Regions from separate parts of the Homo sapiens genome. Here all the other regions are linked to region 1. Evidence: chromatin contacts called from ENCODE Hi-C or POLR2A ChIA-PET data. All regions are on one chromosome and are shown on one strand. The core of a region is the stretch at or near the end of the contact, and the rest is flanking DNA. Distances in the headings are between cores, read along the strand shown. Region 1 holds the start of SLC35E3 (solute carrier family 35 member E3). Region 2 holds the start of LINC02384 (long intergenic non-protein coding RNA 2384). Region 3 has its middle 31 kb from the start of LINC02384.

The links. A loop is a pair of places that touch in the nucleus more often than their neighbours do. ChIA-PET counts read pairs that join two places held with the same protein, here RNA polymerase II (POLR2A). Pooled maps may share reads with other maps.
Region 2: a pooled map shows a loop between it and region 1 (5-fold over the local background). The contact joins the promoter of LINC02384 here to the promoter of SLC35E3 in region 1. A Hi-C loop is called at or near these places in 3 of 37 single-sample maps with no recorded cell type and 11 of 50 pooled maps. POLR2A ChIA-PET finds 5 or more read pairs at or near these places in 3 of 52 experiments (B cell, CD4-positive, alpha-beta memory T cell and activated B cell).
Region 3: a loop to region 1 is called in a pooled map, with 4 times the contacts of the local background. The contact joins the enhancer-like site here to the promoter of SLC35E3 in region 1. A Hi-C loop is called at or near these places in 4 of 50 pooled maps. POLR2A ChIA-PET finds 5 or more read pairs at or near these places in 2 of 52 experiments (activated CD4-positive, alpha-beta T cell and activated CD4-positive, alpha-beta memory T cell).

The regions. Positions count from the first base shown.
Region 1 is chr12:68,743,752-68,748,081 of GRCh38, forward strand. SLC35E3 (solute carrier family 35 member E3) reads left to right here and starts at 2,425. Exons shown (of 5, transcript NM_018656.5): 1 at 2,425-3,028; 2 at 4,179-4,289. The coding sequence starts at 2,627. It overlaps NUP107 (nucleoporin 107), which reads left to right. Exons shown (of 28, transcript NM_020401.4): 28 at 1-2,058. RefSeq lists enhancers at 2,098-2,788, 2,638-2,737, 2,788-2,897, 3,258-3,447.
Region 2 is chr12:68,448,930-68,453,259 of GRCh38, forward strand. LINC02384 (long intergenic non-protein coding RNA 2384) reads right to left here and starts at 2,555. Exons shown (of 4, transcript NR_120458.1): 1 at 2,438-2,555. RefSeq lists enhancers at 2,414-2,743, 2,804-2,943.
Region 3 is chr12:68,479,987-68,484,316 of GRCh38, forward strand. No RefSeq gene overlaps it. Among named protein-coding and RNA genes, the nearest start is that of LINC02384, 31 kb to the left of the region's middle. Within about 2 kb of position 1,750, at least 7 of the 41 ENCODE cell types and tissues checked have a DNase peak (open chromatin) inside an H3K27ac peak, as active enhancers do.

The sequences.
Region 1 (4,330 bases), core at 1,175-3,674:
AGACAGCTGGCTTGGGAAGCCTGAGATGGGATCATAGAATTTGATCAGTTCTATATTATGTGCTTTTTTTGTTTTATTTCTCTAAAGAATTCATCTTGTCTTCCTGTTTTCTTTATTCTTACTAATATGCAAATGATTTTTACAGCTCATGCAGTCCTGTAATCATGATTATTGCTATGCTACTTTGCAAAAAATAAAAACAAAAAATTCATACCAAAACAAATACAGACTAGATTTGGGGTGGGGAGGGGAAATAAGTGAGTCTTAAAAGTAGTTTTGTTACTTGCAACAAACTGTATATATAGAAACTTTGTACAACCCAGGGTGACTATTTCCAAAGACTGTTACCTATTTGTTGAACAACAGTGGGAAAACTACTTAGCCTAAATGAGGAGGAGGAATATTGTATGCTTCCATCGTAACCGTATGTGGGTAAATGGACAAGGTCTGTCATCTATTTAGGAACTTGTTTTGCATGTCCCCCACTCTGTATTTGTCTTTTGTTGTGCCTTGTTTTTTGAATGTCCTTTAAAAAACACAGCACAGAAACCCACTAAGGTTGTGGAATTACAAAATTCCTTCAACCTTAGACTCTTAATTAGGATGCCCTCAAATGGACTTGTTTTTAATTTTTATTTATTTATTTATTTTTGAGACATGGTCTTGCTCTGTCTCCCAGGCCGGAGTGCAGTGGCATGATATCTCACTGCAAACCTCCGCCTCCTGGGTTCAAGCGATTCTCCTGCCTCAGCCTCCCTAGTAGCTGGGATTACAGGCGCCTGCCACCACGCCTGGCTAATTTTTGTATTTTTAGTAGAGACGGGGTTTTGCCATGTTGGCCAGGCTGGTCTCAAACTCTTGACCTCAAGTGATCCACTCGCCTCGATCTCTCAAAGTGCTGGGATTACAGGCATAAGCCACTGCACCCAGCCAATTGGACTCCTTTGAGTCCTTAGGGAGTCAATGTGTGTGTTGCTGCTTATTTAAATACAGTTCAGTTGGAGCCCCAAGAGTGCCAATGTGCTCCTCACAATTCCCAAATGCCTCTCTTCCTGAACACCAGAAGTGGTGGGCACCTGAGTGGGAAATTTCAGGCAACTTAATTTAGTTCCTCAGTGCCTACTCTTGAAGAACTGGGTTTTCATTCTAGAGAGGAAACTCAGGGAAGGGCGTGTTGCCTATCACAGGTTCGCATACTAAGTTTTAAAAACTTTTCTTGGTGTGACTTATGCCAAGGAATTATGAAGACTTTTTCCTTGAGCATTGCATGAAGGCTACAAAGTTGGAACAGGCATGTCCTGGGTGTGAAAGTTTTAATTTCCCTACCTCATTTATTTATTTAATTTAGAGATGGGGGTCTCACTATGTTGCCCATCCCGGCTTCCAACTCCTGGGCTCAAGCAATCCTCCCACGTCAGTCTCTCAAATAGCTGGGACTACAGGCCCACGCCACCATGCCCTACTTCCTCATTTATTTTAAATTTTTTGTACCACAGTCTCTCTTTTTAATTTTATGACTGCTGAATTAATCCTAGACTCTGTCTTAAAACTAAGAATTGATGTATTGGCAGGAACAGCTGGACATTCAAGATGTTTTTGTGATTCCTTTTTTAAAAATCTCCTTTTGTACCTGTAATATCTACAATATATAATCTTTCTTTATCGACTTAAGGAGGAAGGAGAAAGGAAGAACCTGACTTCTGTGTGAAGGACCTTACTGTCGATCAAGACTGTTACTCAAAGTTCTATCTCTTAGTCATTGCACCTGACCTGATCCAAAACATATATATATATTTGTATGCACCCCTAGAGACAGCTGTATATATATACGGTTTTGCCAGGTTGTACGTTTTTTTCTCGAGTTGTAAGTGAACACAGTAGCACTCGTTTACATTGTCAAGGGGACATCTTTAGAGAACACATTTTCTCACTGTTGAGCTAATAATGCTTTGTGAATGTATGATCTAAGGAGAAACCCTTGTAGTTATACCCGATGATGCTGTCTGTTGGAAAGTAAATTTTGAATGTCTTTTTCCAAAAATAAAAAATAAAAACATGCTTTCAATAAGTTCTTTCCCCCCTCTGGCGAGGGCTACTAAATTTGCTCAGCATTTAATACGTAAAATTGGCTAACAGTGTCTGCACAGCCAGAGAGAAGTTGTCTAGCAAATCGGGTCAATGACACACAGGAAACAAACATCAAGAAAGGGGTCCTAGATTGGTCCAGTCAGGTAGGCGTTAGGTGACCAAGGGGGTCGGGGACCCAGAGGATAGGACCCAAAGACGCAAGCGTCGCGCGCCCAAGGCTCAGCGCGCCTGCGCAGGGTAGCGGCCGTTCAGCCAGCGGCTCGGGGGCGGAAGCACTGGAGCCCCGAGTCACGTGGCTGCGGGCGGAGATGAGCGGGGCGTGGGACGTGCTGCGGCGTCCTAGCTGGCTTACAGGGCGGCGGCGGGGTGTGTGTCCTCTGTTAAGAGTGCTACTCGCCCGGGGTTGATCTGTGCATGCCACTCCTGGGTCAGACGGTGAGGTCGGCGTCTGCGAGGACGCGGCGGTGGAGTAGAAGGGCAGCCGGAGACAGGCCCGGCGCCCCTTCCGAGGCTAGACGGCCCCAGCTTCGCGGGGATCATGGCATTGCTGGTGGACCGAGTGCGGGGCCACTGGCGAATCGCCGCCGGGCTCCTGTTCAACCTGCTGGTGTCCATCTGCATTGTGTTCCTCAACAAATGGATTTATGTGTACCACGGCTTCCCCAACATGAGCCTGACCCTGGTGCACTTCGTGGTCACCTGGCTGGGCTTGTATATCTGCCAGAAGCTGGACATCTTTGCCCCCAAAAGTCTGCCGCCCTCCAGGCTCCTCCTCCTGGCCCTCAGCTTCTGTGGCTTTGTGGTCTTCACTAACCTTTCTCTGCAGAACAACACCATAGGCACCTATCAGCTGGCCAAGGCCATGACCACGCCGGTGATCATAGCCATCCAGACCTTCTGCTACCAGAAAACCTTCTCCACCAGAATCCAGCTCACGCTGGTGAGTAGCTTCAGCTTCCCAAGGCGCCGCTCTCCCGACCCACCTCCTGCACTGGCCCCGGGAAATTCGAACGCACACTGGTCTTTCCCTTCATCTTGAAATCCACAAATGAGTCATCTGTGGGCATGTGAACTTTTAGGCTTATTTTAGGGAGGGGGAAAAGGCCATCTTGTCAGCCCAGAAGAGTGGGCATGTGTGAATTTTAGTAGCTGCCATTTGATGGAAATCGTTAAATGCTGTGATCGATAAGAAAAAAAGCTGTATTGGGTGGTACAGTCCAGTGTTATCAGAATATCTGCAAAAGCTCAAACAAAAACAGCCTTTCTCCCCCAGGGGAATCAAATCGTGTATGATAAAACGTGAAAAGATGTAGCATAAAGTAGGTCTCAAAACGTCTGCAGCACCATACTTTAGAGCTGTCTGCATCTTTAAATAAAAGGAGGTGGACTCAATTTTAGCACTTAGTAACTTATTTAAGGTCTTTTTCTTTTTTTTTTTTTTCTTTTTGAGACGGAATTTCACTCTTGTTGCCCAGGCTGGAGTGCAATGGCACGATCTCGGCTCACCGCAACCTCCGCCTCCCGGGTTTAAGCGATTCTCCTGCCTCAGCCTCCCGAGTAGCTGGGATTACAGGCATGCGCCACCACGCCCGGCTAATTTTGTATTTTTAGTAAAGACGGGGTTTCTCCATGTTAATCAGGCTGGTCTCGAACTCTGACCTCAGGTGATCTGCCCGCCTTGGCCTCCGAAAGCGCTGGGGTTACAGTGGTGAGCCACCGTGCCTGGCCTTATATTTAAGGTCTTTATGCTTTTATTGTTTTATATTTATGCTTATGCTGTTTAGACACTAGTTTGGGGATCCATTTACTCACCTTTGTATTCATGTGGTATTTTCTTGCAAAGTGCAATATATTTACCACAAATTTAGAATGGAATTAAATGTGAATATCAATATAGATTTGTCATATTTCACGTTTAGGAAATAGGATTAACAACTAGTTTTCCCAAGTCAAAACAGAAAACATTTATACAGGTTCATTGTTTCCCAGTTATGTGTTTATCATTAGCCTTGTAAGACATTGTGAAAGGAATACTAAATTTTTGTCTCTTGAATTTAATCTGAACAACATTTACCTCTTTTTCGTTACAGATTCCTATAACTTTAGGTGTAATCCTAAATTCTTATTACGATGTGAAGTTTAATTTCCTTGGAATGGTGTTTGCTGCTCTTGGTGTTTTAGTTACATCCCTTTATCAAGTGGTTGGTAATTTTTTTTTCTTTATGTGCCTTTTTAGCAGATT
Region 2 (4,330 bases), core at 1,305-3,804, 290 kb before region 1:
GAACCCATGACTGTACTCTCTCCCTTAGACACCCCTGGTCTAGACTCTCTTTTAAAAAGCTTTTAACTGATTAAGTCACATAGAATAATATCTCTTTTGACTAATTTAAAGTCAACTGATTAGGGACTTTACAGCTGCAAAATCCCTTCACAGCAGCACCTAGATTAGTGTTTCAATAATTAGGAGAAGGTACGTGCGTGCTACAAAATAGCTGCTGCCTCACTTCCATCTTCCAATTTTTGCAAGAGACTCTCCCTTGTAGACCACCCTAGTCAGAAACATACTAGAAAAGGAGCTCTGGGGGATGTGATTTATCCAAGCCAAAGCAGACACACCACGAAACCATCACAGGTCACATCATATAACTACCTCTTTAACCTTGAATGAAAGAAATTAATAAAAGAAACCAGTGATATTCAGAAGTAAGGGGAACCACTTTGTTATAGAAATAGTGCTGATTCTGCAGATGCAAAGGAAAAGAACAAATCTGGATAGGAGGGCAGAGCTAACAACCTTAGAGGAGCATGCTTCCAAGAAGTAGAGGAGGTATAGGGGAGCTCTCAGAGCAAACATGGAAGTGATAAGCATGTATTCCTATCAAAGATGGGGAAACTTCATTCCAAGACAAGCTGGAATGTTGGTGTTTACCAATAAACGCTTGTTAAATGAACTGATAAATCAATGAACCAATGAATAAATGCTGCCTTAAGCTTAAGCCCTGTGCTAAACTACAGAGGTATGGTGATATCTTAGTCTGTTCAGGCTACTATAACAAAATACCTTAAATGGGTAATTTATAAATAACAGAAATGTATTGCTTACAGTTCTGGAGAGTGGAAAGTCTAGGATCAAGGTAACAGCAGACTTGGTGTCTGGACTTGCTCTATGCTTCAAAACTGGTGCCTTCTTGTTATATTACCAAATGGCAGTAAGGGCAAGGCACCTCTTTTAAGAGGGCACTGTGATGGTTAATACTGAGTGTCAATTTGATTGGATTGAAGGATGCAAAGGATTAATCCTGGGTGTGTCTGTGAGGGTGTTGCCAAAGGAGATTAACATTTGAGTCAGTGGGCTGGGAAAGGTAGACCCACCCTTAATCTGGGTGGGCACCATCTAATCAGCTGCCAGTGTGGCCAGAATATAAAGCAGGCAGAAAAATGTGAAAAGGCTAGACTGACCTAGCCTCCCAGCCTAAATCTTTCTCCACTGCTGGATGTTTCCTGCCTTTGAACATTGAATTCCAAGTTCTTCAGCTTTGGCACTTGGACTGGCTTCCTCGTTCCTCAGCTTGCAGACAGCCTGGTATGGGACCTCATGATCGTATAAGTTAATACTACTTAACAAACTCATATATATATATATATATATATATATATATATATATATATGAATGTGTTTTATATATATATATATGAATGTGTTTTATATATATATATGAATGTGTTTTTTATATATATATATATATCCTATTACATATCCTTAACAAACTCATATATATATATATATATATATATATATATATATATGAGTTTGTTTTATATATATATATCCTATTAGTTCTGTCCCTCTAGAGAACCCTGACTAACACAGGCACTGATCCATGACTTAATCACTTCCCAAAAGGACTCACCTCTTCATACTATCACATTGGGTATTAGTTCCAACATATGAATTTGAGGGGGACACTAACATTTAGACAATAGCAGGTGGTAAAAAAGACACATTGTCCTCACCTTATGGAGGTTCCCTAAGGGTGGAAGGGATGGAAGATATACAAGGATTAAACAGTTCAAGCTACAGGACAAGGGTTGTCTTAAGAAAGATGGCTTGACTGAGAGAAAGCAAATTGGTGTTCTTCAGTCTTTTCATGGGTGCTAGATACTTCCTTGTTGCCATTTCTGCATTGCCAGAGCCACACACACACACACACAGAACACAATAGACTTTGTACAGCTTCCAGTGCAAAATTAGAAACCAGAGCTCAATATCTAGTTGACAGTGACAATATGGTTATTAGAAAAGCCTAAGTATGACATGTCTTGAATAATCAATGATTGAATCATGTGCCTTTAAGCTTAGCTTATGCCAAATGCCTCCAGGAAAGGTTATTTAAAAAAAAAAAAACTCAGAATGTGCTCACTGGCTTACAGTGATTGAGTTATGCTGTGGGCCATGGTAACTTCTCTGCAGTGCTCAAAATAGATGAAGGGCAGATCAGTCACCCTGGGGAATTTTATCTGCCTCATTTATGCATCCAGAGATGCTGCTTACATAAAGCCGAAATAAGCACAACCAAAAGGCACCAAGGAAGACGAATAAAAGGTGACGATTCAAATAGAAACCAAGAAAACAAGAAAGCAATCAACAGCAAAGATCAGGACCAGTCCCTGTTGTAAAGATCTGAGTAAGAATTCGGCCTGTGAAGATGGTACAGTACCTTTAACTTTCTGATATCTTCTAAGAGGCAGATTTAGAAACCTCTTCCTGGAGAAAGCCACAGCCTCCAGCTGTTCTTGTTCTACACATTCAGGCATGGACCCTTGCCACAGCCTCTCAAGGATTCACACTTCACACTGGCAGAGCACTCTCTCACTCCTCCTGGAGATACTGGCTCCTTCTTGACCTGCAGGCAGAGCACCAGAACCATGTAAAAATGTGACTCAGGCAACTCACAGATAAGCAAAGACCTCCAGGCAGAGCACCAGAAAGTCAATCAAGAACCATGCAAAAATGTGACTCAAGCAACTCAGAGTTAGGCAAAGAAACTGAAAGTTTCAAGAGTTCCCCTTGGCCAAGTTTACACCAAAACATTTTTATTATGCGAGTAGTTTTTAAAGGAAATCATTCATCATAAGTTTGCAGAAAAGGTCTGCTCCTTGTCTCCAGTTGCCTTGGAGATCGTCAAGGGGTGGCTGGAGGTGAATCTAAGAGACTGGAAATTCAGTTCATGGTCAAATCCATCAGTGTTTTAAAACATTCTAAAAAACCCAACAGCACCATCTGTAAGGACTGCATCATTTGCGAAATTTCTTGCTAAATCAGCTGGCCAAATGCAAAGCCAATTGCTTTGGCTTCCGTACAACACCATGCTGCAGCCAGGAAGTATTTTAAGTGGATAATGAGTAGTCTCTTCTCTCAATGAATACGTTCAAATAACATCGACTGCCTGTAATATGCAAAGTTCCTAGTCAAGGCTGCCTTAGGAATTCCTGCCCCTTAACTTAACGCTTTAATCTTTATCAGGGAAAATATCCCTCTTCTCTAGTGATGTTTAAGAAATCAATTCCCTGGCAATGGCCCAATACACTTTCCAGCTCATACACAGACATGTAAAACTGCACACACAGAGAAACACCCAAATGCACACCATTCGTACTAGTTCTGAGATATGCAAGGCTTACACCCTGCATCCAAGAATGGCTGCCAAGTTTTTCCTTTATTTAGTTATAATACCTCCTCTAAAATTATTTGGGGACCCAAAATGGCCTTTTTGTGTGAGGAAACACACATAAGAAATACCTCTCTGCCTTTTTCCCTTGAAAAATATAGTTATCTATGGAAAATCTGTGTGCTCTCTCTCTTTGTCTCTCAGATAAAAGTGGCAAAGCAGATGGAAGCTCCTTCTGTGAAGAAATCAAATTCTATACTCCTTATATCCAACCTCCATTACTCTATTTTTGTCATTTAAGTTATATAGTAGATATGTAATAAATGCTTCATTATTTCACTTATTAAGTTGGCTTCTCCCTCAAGGTACTTTAGAACTTTGGTACCCAACAGCAGCTCTGGGATCATGAGCTTATCAGAAATGCAGACACTCTGGTCCCATCCTAGCCCCCCCTCGAATCAGAATCTGCATTTTAACAAGATTTCTAGGAGATGTGTAAGCACATTAAGGTTTGAGAAGCACTGTTTTGGGACACACCTTGATTCTCTTTTTTTTTTTTTTTTTTTTAGTTTTGGTTTCTTTTTTTAGACTTAGGGAATACAAGTACAGTTTTGTTACATGGATATATTGTGTAGTGGTGAAGTCTGGGCTCTTTGTGTACCCATCACCCAAATACTGTACATTGCACCCAACAGGTAATTTCTCATCCCTCATCCCCACTCCCACCCCACCCTCTTATCTTTTGGAGTTTCCAATATCTATTATTCCACTCTGTATGTTCATTACACCTTGATTTTTACACTGTTACTGTTAGTCTAGTAAGTTCTCTCACTCCGCAAAGATCATGTCTTGCCATGGGGGACACTTTTCTAGAGGATAGTAATTATGAGCTGATGCTTTTGGGCACTAACCATGTGCCAGGAGTGGAGAGGGCACATAGTT
Region 3 (4,330 bases), core at 500-2,999, 260 kb before region 1:
GTTACTAGGAGAAATCACTTCAGCAATAAGGATGACCAACTCAACCTAATTTTCCTGGGACTTTCCTTATTTTACCACTGATGCTCCCATGCCTGGGAAATCCCTCAGCAAACCAGGATGGTTGGTCATCCTACCTGCAATGCTAAACAAACAAATAAAAGTTATGTTTCTGTCTGCAAAAGACCACGTTCATTCCCAGAGGCACATGGGATCAGAATGACTTCATTAGAATGAGAATTCAGTAGCTGATGGAAAAAACGGATCTTTCATGGCTCTGCCAGACACAAAGGAAGAGTCAGCCTGATGTGTTAGAGAGAAGCTGTACATGGTTTCCCTGCCCTTGCCTAGAGTCTTGGGATAGCTATTTAACCTCTATGAGAATTTGTCTGTTTATCGGTAAAATTACACTAAATATTGTAGTAGTCAGAATAAGTCAGGTTATGCTGCTGAATCTTACTGGCTATAAAATTAAGTTTATTTGCATTACAGTTCAGCTGGAGTGTGCTGCTCATCTCACTCTAGGAGCTCAGCAGACAGAGCAGCCACCATCTCAAAGATTGTCTGTCCCCAGGGCACAGGGAAAAAAAAAAAAACATTCTTCCTGCCTCAGGTAATGGTTTTCTTTTCATCCACCAGCAATCCCTAAACCAACACCACATGGTGGTAGGCTTTTTTGTTGCAGCAGCATAACCTGGCCTATTCTGACTGATGGGGATAACTTAAAGTGTAGATGTGAGACTTAGAGGAAGTAAGAGAGTGAAGACTGCTTGGTAAACCCCTTAAGGGCTGATATGAATGTTTGAAAACATGCTTGTGAACACTTACCTGTCATCTAAGATTATTCATATAAAAACTATCTTGTTTAGGCTGGTTGAGGTGGCTCATGCCTGTAATTCTAGCACTTTGGGAGACTGAGATGGGTGGATTGCTTGAGGCCAGGAGTTCAAGACCGGCCTGTCCAACATGGCAAAACCCCGTCTCTACTAAAAATACAAAAATTAGCTGGATGCAGTGGCAGGTGCCTGTAATCCCAGCTACTCCTGCCAAGGCAGGAGAATCACTTGAACCTGGGAGGCGGAGGTTGCAGTGAGCCAAGTTCGTGTCACTGCACTCCAGCATGGGCAACAGAGGGGGACTCTGTCTCAAAAACAAAACAAAAAAAACCTACCTTGTTTAAAAACCAAGTTAGTGTTGAGGTTAGGGTTAGGCTGCTAAGGAGTCAGCATTCCTGGTTTGACCTTTCTACCAACTAGTTAAGTTTTTCACAAAGAATCACCTTTTCCACTGCTAAAGACTGCAGCCTTGGTCCCACCCAGTTATTCTTCAGACAAATAATGAGCAGCTGATCCCAGGGCCAGAAAGTGCAGTTGGCAAAGTGATGCCCTTCCCTGCTACCGAAAAAACAACCCCACGCTACACCATTCTCATGTTTTTAAAATGGACTTTTAAAAGCCCCTGGATCATTTGGAACATATTTCCCATGAGTTTTAAAACATTTTAACTCTTTTCCCCTCCATTTCATCATGAGCTTCCCGTTGGTGCTAAAGATAGTCATAAACAAACTCTGTGGTCTGTCTCTCAAAAAAGAAACATATGCAAATTCCAATTATCATCACTTTTTTCTGAGAATGGAAGAGCTCTGCTTCCTAGAGTGTAATGTTCATTTGCAAATTGCCTTTTGACAGGCGAAAATGGCACATTTGAACTAATGGCCTCTCCTTTTTAGAAACCATTCAAAAGAATTGGGTCGATAGATGTAACATCTGATTACAGAGTGAGTAGCAAGAAGGGGATTTTACCAGGGATCATTGAGCAAGAGTCTCAACATGGCCGAACTTTTTTTACAACTGAAGTCATCCATTAAACTCTAATGAACATGTGCATAACACATTTCCTGTGTAATCGAGACATCAAAAATTTCTGCCCTTTTAGTTAAGTGAAATGAAATGTTTCTCTTAAGTCTGATGAATAAATAGGTTCTTTTAAAAAAAATCCATAAAAGTTTAATTCTGTTTAGGCAATTCCCATTATGAACTTGCTTAAAAATGAGTTGTCTGTCCTACAGCATTTTATAGTGAATGATTTCCTCCTCTGATGAACACAGCAATTACTTAGCTGCGTTCTTAGATATTAAAGCACATTCTCTAGAGTTCAATTTTGGTTAGTTTCATTCCTGATGACATTGGGAATGAAATTTCAGCATAATCTCATGAGGATCCATGGACAGGAAATTGTCCAACAACAAAACTCCAGGGAGGCAGTAAGAGACCAGCTTGCATCTGAAGTTGAAGATGTTGGATGATAGGAGCCTAGAAATCAGCATAGAGGAAGGGACTCCTGGGGATAGCAGAAGAGTCTCCCAGGCAGCCCTCATCTTGGGAAATAATTACCTTTTCCTACCAAAATCCTTAGTGGGTTATTAAGTCCCTCCTTTGTTCGTGGGCAGAGGGCCTTTACAGACTTCAGGCAGTGGGGATTCTAGAAGAGACGTTTTACAGATGGTATCCTCAGAACTCACTCCAAGTATAGGGGACTACAGAACCACATTGCCTGCACTGCACAAAACAGAAACAGAAAAATAATTCAAATTTCCCAATCCAGGAGCCTAAGATCCCTAAGGTTCCATGAAGAGGTTTAGGGGAATCAGAAACTATACTTAAGATTCTCCCCAAAAAACTCATTCACCTGGAGGTTTTGACTTGTCTGGGGGAGTGTGGGGGTTAAAAAAAAATCAAAGATGACAATTCACACCAAAAAACAAATAACAACACACAAGAAACTCACAGCTGTGTTCAAGTGGGAACGCCAGTACTGTTTTAGGAGGAAAGAGGACAAAGGCAACAAACCAACATCTGCTTGCTTGCTATCTGGTACATCACCAAGGTGACAGCAGCTGGGTACAAATCAACTGCTCTTTCTCTTTTGCTAGCCACAAAGCTGCTCACTGTGGCTAGGCTGAGCTTGTCAGGACACATTCATGTGTGATCTAATACACACTAAACACTTAATAAGCAAATCTGAACACATCTCTAGAAGCCCCATGCAAAGAAAAGACACTCCCAAAGAGAGATCAGTCCCAAGAGCTCAACAATTCAAGATTTTACCAAAAGATACCCTGTTACCTCCTAAATTGCCAATTGCTTCTCAAAATTTTACTGCAAAAGGGAAATCATGACAAGAATTCTTAGGGTGGTGGGGGAGAAAAAGCTACTTTTCCTAGTCATTAGTACAGTGTGCCTTGTTAATTAGGTATCTTTATATACATTAGAAAAAGTACTTTACTTGCATGTTCTCATAAAATGAATTCTGAGTATAGCAGAATCATGTTAGATCTGTTCAGATATAAATTTTTACAGCTATATAAAACAGCCTATGTGTACTTTTTTGCCATTTTTAAACATGATTTTTTCATAAGAAAAATAAAGATTACACTACATGTGATGTATATGTAATGGATTATTATGCCAATAATTTTGGTCTTTAACATACTTCTTATTCATTAGGAGCAGATGGGGGTACCCAAGATTTCATATTAGGACTTTCTGTCCTGAATTTTGATTGAGCAAAATCTGGAAAATGTGAAAGCCTATTTAGATTTTTATATATTCTCTGAAATGTGATTTCCCAAGATTCTTACATTTGACCCTCTTGCAATAATTTTGAATGAGATCTCCCAACTCGCTTCAGAGAATAGTTTTCACAGATATCTTTAGGCCTTCATTAGAAAGTATTTTCCCCCTGTTGGTACATTTGGTGACCTCATTTTGCTGTTTGTTTCAGATTATGAATGCTCACAAGGATGTCTGTAGAATCATTTGCTGAGTCATTTCCTCAAATCATATTCCATTATATCAGTTAACATATAGTTTTAAATGCACATATTACAAATATCTGTAACCAAATCATCTGAAGGCTTCATAAATTTTTAACAAAGTTTGTCCATTTTTAATGAAAGTTACTAGTAATGCTTTACTAAGCAGTGCAATGAATTTTTTATTTTCAATCCTTGTGCCCGATTTTGGAGTTGAGGGGGTTGTTGGTAATAAATGCATGACGTATACTTTAAAAAATATTATCCCCTTACTTGTTGATTCCTTCAATAAGTGTTTCTCAAAGGCCTATGATGTATGAGGTACTCTGCTAGGTCCTGGAATTAATCAGCAAATGAGACAGTCATACTGCCTGACCAAACATGAAGCTCACATCTGGAATTATACAACTACTTTCAAAATTAATTATTTAATTAAAAGTGTGGTAAATGGTGCAAGAGAGAAATATAAGATATTAGAAGAGCACATACCAGGGGATATGACCCTGTCTGAAATTCATG